2 separate regions of the Homo sapiens genome follow, and region 2 is linked to region 1. A link is a loop called in an ENCODE intact Hi-C map of the cell type or tissue named here. Cell type or tissue: A673. All regions are shown on one strand. Links, peaks and the distances in the headings refer to the core of each region. The heading gives the core; the rest is flanking DNA.

What was found. Hi-C counts contacts between places; a loop is a spot of excess contacts. Peaks named below come from ENCODE experiments on the same cell type or tissue, not always from the same donor. Only the 100,000 strongest peaks of a DNase experiment are listed, where the experiment ranks them.
Region 2: it touches region 1 in a loop (2.6-fold over the local background); 2 of 110 quality-filtered maps call a loop at or near these places.

Annotation. Positions count from the first base shown.
Region 1 is chr2:204,141,785-204,147,888 of GRCh38, reverse strand. It overlaps LOC124907966 (a long non-coding RNA gene), which reads left to right. Exons shown (of 2, transcript XR_007088054.1): 2 at 2,430-2,667. Among named protein-coding and RNA genes, the nearest start is that of ICOS, 210 kb to the right of the region's middle. In A673, for the core only: a CTCF peak has its summit at 2,485 (motif pointing left); a DNase peak (open chromatin) is centred at 2,438; H3K4me3 peaks cover 672 bases; H3K27ac peaks cover 632 bases.
Region 2 is chr2:205,883,508-205,887,507 of GRCh38, reverse strand. No RefSeq gene overlaps it. Among named protein-coding and RNA genes, the nearest start is that of INO80D-AS1, 200 kb to the left of the region's middle. RefSeq lists an enhancer at 1-114. In A673, for the core only: a CTCF peak has its summit at 1,711 (motif pointing right); a DNase peak (open chromatin) is centred at 1,747.

The DNA.
Region 1 (6,104 bases), core at 846-4,845:
TGGATAAAGAAAATATGATACACACATGTGCACACACACAGTGGAATACTATTCAGCCTTATAAAAGAGGGAAATTCTGACATTTATAACAACATAGGTAAACCTGCAGGGTACTGTGCTAGGTGAAATAAGCCAGCACAGAAAGGAAAATATTGCAGGATCTCACTTATATGTGGCATCTAAAAAAGTCAAACGCATAGAAGCAGGGAGGTGGTTGCCAGGGGTTGGGAGGTGGGGAGGAAATGAGGAGTCATTGGTCAAAGGGTACAAAGTTTCAGTTAGGATAAAGAAGTTCTGGAGATCTGTCATACAGCATGGTGTCTATAGTTAATAATAATGTATACTAGGCCGGGCACAGTGGCTCAAGCCTGTAATCCTAGCACTTTGGGAGGTCAGGACAGGCGGATAACTTGAGGTCAGGAGTTCGAGACCAGCCTGGCCAAACTGGTAGAACCTCGTCTTTACTGAAAATACAAAAATTAGCCAGGTGTGACTGTGGGCGCCTATAATCTCAGCTACTAGGGAGGTTGAGGCAGGAGAATCACTTGAACCTGGGAGGCAGAGGTAGCAGTGAGCTGAGATTTTACCACTGCACTCCAGCCTGGGTGACAGAGCAAGACTGTGTCTCAAAAATAAATAAATAAATAAATAAATAAATAAAAAAAATAAAATTTCAGTTTAAAAATAATGTATACTTGAAAATTTCTAATAGATCTTAAATGTTCTTGCCACACACAAAAAATGGTAAGTATGCCAGGTGATGACTATGTTAATTAGTTTGATTGTGGTGATTATTAAACAATGTATACATATACCAAAACATCACCTTTATACTGTAAATATATATGTTTTTATTGTCAAGTATACCTCAATAAAGCTGGAAAAACATTTAATTCAAAAATAAGATAAACATGAAACCCTAAGATGCTTCCTTTTTTGTGTTTTTAGTCCCCAAATGCAATGAAATTCTGAGTTCTTAAAACCACTCTTTAGGGACTATGATAATTTCCTTATCGGTTCCATATGTTTTACTAGTGTGGTCTCAGAGGTTAGGAATCAACATTCCTCTGCCCCCAATTTCCCTTCCTTCCTAAAGTGCAGAGTCAACCAGAGATGAGTACGAGCATCCTGGTTTATAGGTTCCACCGGGTCTTTAGAGACCATCTCCTCACTGACTTTATTCGGGGGCTTTATCTTCCTGCTCGAATGCTTTTGTAGCAGCCCAGTGCCCTGAGAGTTGTTCTGGGAGGCACCAGATATTTATTTAAAAAAAACCATTGTTCTCTTATGGGTGCCACTTGATTACTCACTTGCCAACCCTAATCAACAGATGGAAACAATTTTGAGCACCTCAGTGAATGATTTTTTCTCTCCTTTTATATCAACCTATCATTCTGCTTGGTGTTGAAAGTGTGGAAGGGTGAGACACTCACCTTGTTTACCATCAAAGTGGGTATCAGAATGATATAACAGCAAGAGGCACCTGCGTTTCAATCCTGACTTTTATTTGTAATGTAACCTTGTGTAAGTGATTTAGCCTCTCTGACTCAGTGTCCTCATCTGTAAAATGAAATCAATTGCATCTAAGGCATAGGGTTGCTTAAAAGATTAAAGGAAATCACAGGCAATACCCTTAGCCAAAAGCCTTAGACAAAGTAGGCACTCAAAAAAATGTTATTTCTTTTTCCTTGGGGAGAAGAAAAAATACACATATGAAGCAATTAGTGAACGAGACAGCAGATACACAATGCTAAATTGCTGGTAGAGTCAGTAAGTGCTCAAGGAGCCGGAGGAAGGAGACTTCAAAGTAGGCTGGAATCTACAGGGAAGGGCTGGGGAGAAGGAAAAAAAGGGTCAGCCGCTGGAGGGTGGGTCAGAGGGAACCACTGGGGAGACGGGCCGGGGAGGGGCGGCAAGCTCACTCCTTTTACCTCTGGGTTTGAAACTGACTCCATAAGCCCTTTGGGAACAAAACTGTTTTGCCCCATTTGGACTTCCGGGTGTTTAAAAGTAGTGAGGGATACTAACCAAACAACCATAATAAAGGCGTAAAGTTTTGTTTCTTCTTTTGTTTTTTAACTAGCAAGGCCATAATGAAATTTGAAGCAGAAAGTGAAAATTTGCATCCATCTCTGCTGCAGGAACCCTGTTTTAAAATTTCCTCTTCTCAGATCTGTGTCCCTAGGAGGACGCAGCGCGTGATGAAATACAAAATTCTCCGTTGCTGATAGCAGAAGTGATTAGAAGGGGGGTGGGTGAGGCAGAAATCATCTTTTAGTTTAAACTGTTGTAAATCAGACCCGAAAACTAGGCTATACATTATGCTTTTGTTACTCTGAGAGTTAAATTATAAGGAAATGAACTGTGCATAATAATTCCCCACGTCACTGACTTGCCTCCTTCTCAGCTTAATGTGCTCTCCTATGAAGCAGGTTTAGCGCTTGGAGCCATGGCTGGGCGAAAGGCGCCCTCTAGTGGCTATCTTCTACAAGGCCGCCGGAGGGGCGGGAGAGACCGTGTCCCCACCTGGACAAAGAGAAGCCTCATCCTCACCTGCTTTTGGAGACACTGGGTCAGGAAGGTCAAAGGAAGTGGCTTCCAAGAGAACTGTGTGTCTCCAGTTGACTTTTCCAAGTTGTCAATAAAAATTGTGAATTCTTGTTTCAATATCAGTTATCTGATACCTGTGTCAGTACCTCCTCCAGCCAAGCAGGGAAATAGCAAACAGGAATTCCCGTTTAAATTTCGTGCATTTCACCCAATACTTGGTAAAAGCTGAATAGCATACAGCTGCCAACCCACTCCCGCCCTGGCCTGCCCTCAGTTCTTGTTGAGCTCCATTTTCTGAGAGAGAATGCCCTGGTATTCGAGAAGGCCGCCTAACCAAATTCCTTGCAGAACAGAAAGTTTCAGATAGTTCTGGGGCCCTGCGAAGCCTCTCACTAGAATGTATTATTTTTTTCCTTAGACCAAAGCAATTAAAAAAAAAAAAACTCAGAGTTTCAACTACAGAACTCATAAAGAGGCTTCCCACTGACTGGGTTTAAACAACAACTGAAAAAAAAGGTCTGGTTGAAGCAGGGTTTCTGCTCAGGATTTCTTCTCTCTTCAGGTGACCTAAGAAGGCTGACCAGAAAGAGTTCACCCTCTGTCACTTGCCTGTGCTCATGACTAATGACACCAAGAGTCATCCGTACCCTGAACACTCCCTGCCACATGCTTCCACCCTCTTTCTTAAGTGGATGGTGTGGAGAGGTCACAATAACACACAGCCTGAAATTGCTCTAACTGTAAACCCAGAAAAGCTGAGACTGGTCTCATTTAATTTACAAAGTTTACTTTGCTAAGGTTGAGGATGCGTGCCCTGTGAGCCCGTGACACAGCCTCAGGAAGTCCTGATGACATGTGCCCAAGGTGGTCGGGGAACCGCTTGGTTTTATACATTTTAGGGAGACATGAGACATCAGTCAACATATGTAAGTAGTACATCAGTTCTGTCCAGAAAGGCAGGGACAACTCAAAGCAGAGAGGGGGGCTTCCAGGTCACAGGTAGGTGAGAGACAAATGGTTGCATTCTTTTGAGTTTCTGATAAGCTTTTCCCAAAGACACCATTAGAATATGCAGCTATCTCAGTGACCAGAGGGATGACTTTGAATAGAATGGGAGGCAGGTTTGCCCAGAGCAGTTTCCATCTTGAATTTTCCTTTCAGCTTAGTGATTTGGGGGGTCCGAGATATTTCCTTTCATATAACTAAAGCCTTCTTGGTCCCCTCCTGGGACCCAGAACCAGAGTCCACCTCGTGATTCTGTCGCATTCTAAAACCTCATGTCTTGCTGGAAACACGGCAATGGGAATTCTCAATTTCTGCGTTACGCACAGGATTTCAGGTCCTGGGTTCTTGATTGGGCTGGAGTGAGTATGTGCTACAGCCAGCATTTGAGGAGGCAGAGGAGGGTTGGGGTGCAAACCCCAGCATGCAGATGCGGGCGCTGTATTTAAGCATTACATATGGACTTAGCCCCTGACAAGCTCACAGCAGAATTTATGGAGCGCCTCATTCAGTGTAACAGCAATAGGCTCCATTTTAATGAATCCCCTTGGTAGTATAATCATCATTCAGACAGAAACAACCGCTATATGGGGCTGTGCACCCTCTCACTGACCTTTGTACCTTCCCACTGAAACTGAATCCTTTCCATGCTTTTTTCCCATTGCACAAAAATTTCATTTTTAAAATGAATCAATATGTACTTAGGGAGTGCCGTGGGGTCGGGGGTGGGGAGAAGAGGGAACAGCAGTTTGAGCCCTGGGTCTAGTGAGGAAGGTGAATCGGTTTACTGGGAGGCGTGGTTCTCCTTCATAAACACCATGAAACAGAATTTCATGTTACAAATTAATGTGTGTGTGTGTGCGCAATTTTTTTTAAAGCATGTGCTTTGTTTCTGAGAGCGCATAGACACCACATGCTGCGGTTGCTATGGTAATTACTAGCCTCTGTTGAATAGGGACGCAAGGGGTTACATAGAAGAAAACCAACTGGCAAAAGTGCATGTTACAATGAATAAACCCACTTATTTCTAAAAGGTTGCAAGAGGCACTCAAACCAGAAAATAAAGGAACTGGAGGTAGGGGCACAATTTTTCAAAGACCTAACAAAACCATCGCCTATAGCAGTTTTCATCATATATCTGGAGTAAAAATTGTCCAAAGCCCTCGAGACATTTGCTCATGTGTTTCAATAGGCAGAAGACACAATCATATCTAAAAGCAGTACGATATTATGCAATAGTATTAATAACCATAGTAGCAATAGTAATAGTAATAATAATGATTATAATTTATTGAGTGAATGCAATATTTCCAGTAATTTTTCTATTTTATCTCATTTAATCCACACAAAACCCTGAAATATATTCATCAACTCATGTTTCCATTTAGTTTATATTTTTAAAGCAATTTCTATGAGGCAACTGAGCCGAGCCCTGAAGATGTCAAAATGTGGAAAACCTTGTTTCTCCCTCATGGAGCCCACGGCTAGTGGGAGAGACAAGAGGTAAATAGGCTCATGACAGTGCAAGGTGTTAAGGAAACTCACAGGAGAAAAACTCTCTCACGGATCTTGGGGGCAGCGGTGGGGAAGGTGGTAGGGAACCCCGAGGTAGTTCTTCTGAAGAAAGTGACATATCTGAGCAGGGTGTAAGAATGGTGAGACTTCAGCAGAGGATCAGGGAGGAGGGGTGTTCTAGACAGACAGAAATCTAGGCAAAGCCTCCATTTGGAAACAGAGTCTGACAGGTTCCCTGAAAAGGAGAATTCACTGTGGCTGAACCTGGAGTGAGTTGGGGTTGGTGAGAGAGCCAGGCAGAATAGGCAGGGCCAGATGGAGAAGGGCTTTCTGGTATGTATGAAGGGGCTTGGACTTGGTCCCAGGGTCATGACAATGGGTCTTTACCAAGTCAGTAAAGAATATGTAGTGGAGGAGAAGTAACACGATTCAGTTGTGTTTCAGCAAGCTCACTTTGACCACAATATGGAGGATGGATGGGGGAGGGCAAGAACTGAAGCAGAGATCAGAGGGAAGGCTGTGTGGTAATTCCAGTGAGAGAAAATGGTGGGCTGAATTCAGTAGAGCCAGGAAGGAATGGCAGCGGGGGGGCAGATGTGTGTCTATTGAGAGGGGCCTGATAAACAGGACTTGGTGTGGTGGCTGAGGTGGAGGAGGCCAGCAGGTACTATTACCCCTATTTGACCCCTATTTGACTTTAGACAGAACTGAGGCTAAGGAAAGCTTAGCAACCTGCCCAAGGTTCCTGCTATAAGTGGCAGGAACAGGATTTGAACCTGTGCCCATCTGGTTTCAGAGCCTCTTCTTTCCATTACACTGTGTCAATTCCCATGGCTGAAGAAGAGGCTCCCTACCAAAATCTGCCATAGGAGTGTTGCTTACAAAGGAAGAAAGGAGCGCTGTCTGATTTGGCTAACTAAGGAACACAATGTCCAAAGGCAGACTGGGAAATTTTATAGATGAACAAGAAGCTTTGGGGACAGCAAACAGAAATGATTTATACATTTTGTAGTTACCTTTATCTCTTAGCTTACCAA
Region 2 (4,000 bases), core at 1-4,000, 1.7 Mb before region 1:
TGTGGGACAAGGCTGGTTCTTTAGGGCATCGCTCAAATGCTGGCATTGGAAGATCCTGGATGCGAGGAGTCCTTTGTTCCTTCAGCTGAACCTCCCAAGATGTTTCTGATTCGCTTCGAGAGAGTCTGCCTGGCTCACCTGCCTAAGACATGGGTAGGAATGGCAGGCAGGTGGGCTAGGCCACAATTCTGCTTCTTGAAAAAAATGGACTGTTCTTCTGATTTAAGAAGTAAACCCTATTCAGTGTAGAAAATGAAAACAAATATAAAATATGTAAATAAAAATGACCAACCATCCTTAGCTAGAGGTAAGGATTGTCACAATGTTTCAGGATTGTACTTTTCACTTATCTTGTGCCTCTCTCTCTCTGTCCTCCTCTCTAAGTGCATAAATACATTTTGGAAGGTGGATCTAGTGTACATATAATTTTCCTTATTTATTAAATCTCCATTTTATTCTAAAGGATTCAGCATGGATTACAAAGGCACATAAAAAATGATAGAACAAACTAAAAGTGGGGTTAAGAAAGACAAATCTACACCATAATGCCATGTTCAGATTTGTATTTTTAACATTTAACATGACATTGAGCATATGTGCCCATTTGCCATTAAATAGACTGTTGCATTATTTTTTAAATGTATTAGTATTATTATTTTTAATAGAAGGAAAGCATATGACCGCAGAGCAGTGCACAGGTTGGAAGTGAATGGCTGGATGCGGTATCTTGTGGGTTTTTTTTTTTTTTTTTTTTTTTGAGACAGGGTCTCACTCTGTCCCCAGGCTGGAGAGCTGTGGCGTAATCTCGGCTCACAGCAGCCCCTACCTCCTGGGCTCGAGCGATCCTCCCACCTCAGCCTTCCAAGTCGCTGGGACTACAGGTGTGCGCCACCACACCCGGCTATATATATACATTTTATATATATATATATATATATATATATATATATATATATATATATATATATATGTATTATTTGTAGAGATGGGATTTCTCCATGGTACCTAGCCTGCCACATCATTCTTAATGTCTCCACGGCATTCCACTGATGGGAGCAGCGCTGTGTATCTGATCAGGCCCCTCCTATTTGCTGTTAGGCCGCTTCCAAAATGGCAGATTTACAAATAAAGCTGCAAACGACACCTTTGTAAAGAAATCTTTGTGCACCCCTCCATTTCCTGAATGGGCGTTTCTAGAAGTATTTCCAGCAACACCAGAGCCATGGAGGAATCCTATGTGTGAATCCCCCACTGCCCTGGGAGAGCACAGCATTTTCTGGTGCATCCAGAGGTTGCCCAGCCCCTCTCTACGTCAGTATGGACCCTTCGCATCCTAGGCCAATCACGTCGCCTTCCAGACTGTCCCCACGTATGTCCCCATGGCTCTGCCAGCTCCCTGCCCTTACGCCTCTCAGGGATGCACGGTTGGGCTACTACAGGAGCTACTGCCTGTTGGGATGAGCACCCCCGAAGTTGGGCATTGGAAAGAGAAATAGAGTCAGATACTTGCCGGAGGTGAATGATGTGGGTGAGGGAAATCGCTGCACTTGGCTTATTTCTGTTTGATCCTTACCAAGTTTTCTGCAAAGAAACTGCCTGGGATGCTGCTTATGCGGCTTTCTCATTTGCTGAAAAACAATGTGTGTCCGGAGTAGTGAAAAGGCAACGGACCCAAACTGCCTCTAGCACCAAGAACCCGGCAGTCCACACGAGGGCGCTGTTCTCCCGCCATGAAGGACTAGGCGGGCTCCTGCTTTCTGGGCGGAAAAGGGCGCCAGGAGGCAGAGCGGGAAAACCGGCAGAGGGTGTGGGAGGGAGGAGGAGACGTTTGCCTTCCCCGTCATTCTCCTTCCTTGCAGAGCCTCTCCTTTCCCTCAGGGACTCCCTCACCACCTCTTCCTTACAGCCCCCTCACTGCTTTTCCTTGCGTATCTTTCGGATGCCACAGTCAGCTCTGGGCCCATCCATGGCTCCATCTCCTATCCTAGGGTTGTCCCGCGGCGCCCTCTTTTCCAATGGATTTTCCCTCTCTTATCCTGCACTGGCTATAATTTTTTTTAAAGTGACATATATTTACTTGTGTATTTAACAAAGTTTTTGGTGCACTTAAAAAATGTTAAAGCAGAAAAATTAATCCTTTTGTATTTATTAATTTTTTTCTGGAAAATAGAAACCCACAAAAACAAGATTATTTAAGATTTTTTCCCCCTTGCATAAGGCACCTGGTTGCCTGTTATTTATATACGTATTTTTTGTGGATCAGTGGACCCGAAGAGAAAAATGATCAGAACTGTAACAAATATAACCTAATTGTCATCAGGTTCTTGGTCTTTGATTCCTTTATATTCAGGGCTGTAAACAAGTCTGCATCCGGAAGTGGAAATAAGGCAGCTAAAGAATTCATGAATAATAGTCACAATGTATTGAGCTTTCAATAATAGTGACAGTGTATTGACCCATGTCCTCCACTACCAGTGAGGGAGCTGAGGTCAGAGAGTGTGAAGAGCGAGGCCAAGGTGACCCAGATGAGGAGGGTAGCTAGGATTTGATGCCCGCTCTTAGTGGCTTCAAACCTTGGGCCATTTCAGTAGCAACCCATGAGACCATTCAAGTGGACCTGGGCAGTGAGTCCGGCTTTAGGGTCACTTCTGCGGAACAGTAAGGTCCAAGAGGTTCCTCATCCAGCTGAATGCGGGGCTTCAGTACCTTTCTGAGACCAAGGGACAGGGGGAACCCAGACTCAGGGAGCTGAGCAAGCTGACCCCACGCCTCTACTGGAGCTAAGGGAGAGCAGCGCCATGCACAGCGCTCTTTGGTTTAATTGTAAGGCACCATTCTCGCCCACACATGACCAATGGCTGGGTACTCATTTTTCTTTAGTGATAAGGAAGAGCAAAATCAACCCACATGATCTAGAGCAGTGGTCCTCAACCTTTTTGGCACCAGGGACTGGTTTTGCAGAAGACAGTTTTCCATGGGCCCACCAGGGTGTGGGGATGGTTACGGGACTATTCAAGCCCATTACATTTATTTTGCACTTTATTTCTATTATTATTACATTGTAATATATAATGAAATAATTATATAACTCACCATAATGTAGAATCAGTGGGAGCCCTGAGTTTTCCTGCAACTAGACAATCCCATCTGGGGGTGATGGGAGACAGTGACAGATCACTAAGCATTAGATTCTCATAAGGAACATGCAACCTAGATTCCTTGGGTACACAGTTCCCAATAGGGTTCATGCTCCTATGAGAATCTAATGCTGCCGCTGATCTCACAGGAGGCGGAGCTGAGGCAGTAATGGGAGCCACGGGGAGCAGCTGTAAAAACAGATGAAGCTTTGCTCATTCACCTGCTGCTTACCTCCTGCTGTGCAGCCTGGTTCCTAACAGGCCATGGACCAGTAGTGGTCCATGTACTGGTCCATGGCCTGGGGCTTGGGGACCCCTGACCTACAGAGTTGTGTTAGGGTTAGGGGCCAGGCATGGTGGCTTGTGCTGTAATCCTAGCACTTTGGGAGGCTGAGGCGAGTGAATTGCTTGAGCCCAGGAGTTCAAGACTAGCCTGGGCAACATGGCAAAACCTCATCTCTACAAAAAATACAAAAATTAGCTGGGCATGGTGGCGCACACCTGTAGTCCCAGCTACTTAGGAGGCTGAAGTGGTAGGATTGCTTGAGCCCGGGAGGTTGAGGCTGCAGTGAGCTGTGATTGTGCCAATGCAGTCTAGCCTGGATGGCAGAGCCAGACTCTGTCTCGGGGGGTGGGGGGGTAAAAAAAAAAAAAAGGAGTTAGGAGGCTGAAGCTATGAACCCCTAAATAAAGAGCCCATTCCCAAGGTACAGCCCAGCAAAGTATTATTAGTCATTTTTACCACAGTGTGCAAATAGAGATATGTCCTTTCCCATCTCTGGTCCAGAATTTTGAATTTTAAACTTTATCTCATTGAAATGAAGGTCCCTATATTCAGTGAAAAGTATTTCAGGCCACCTCGG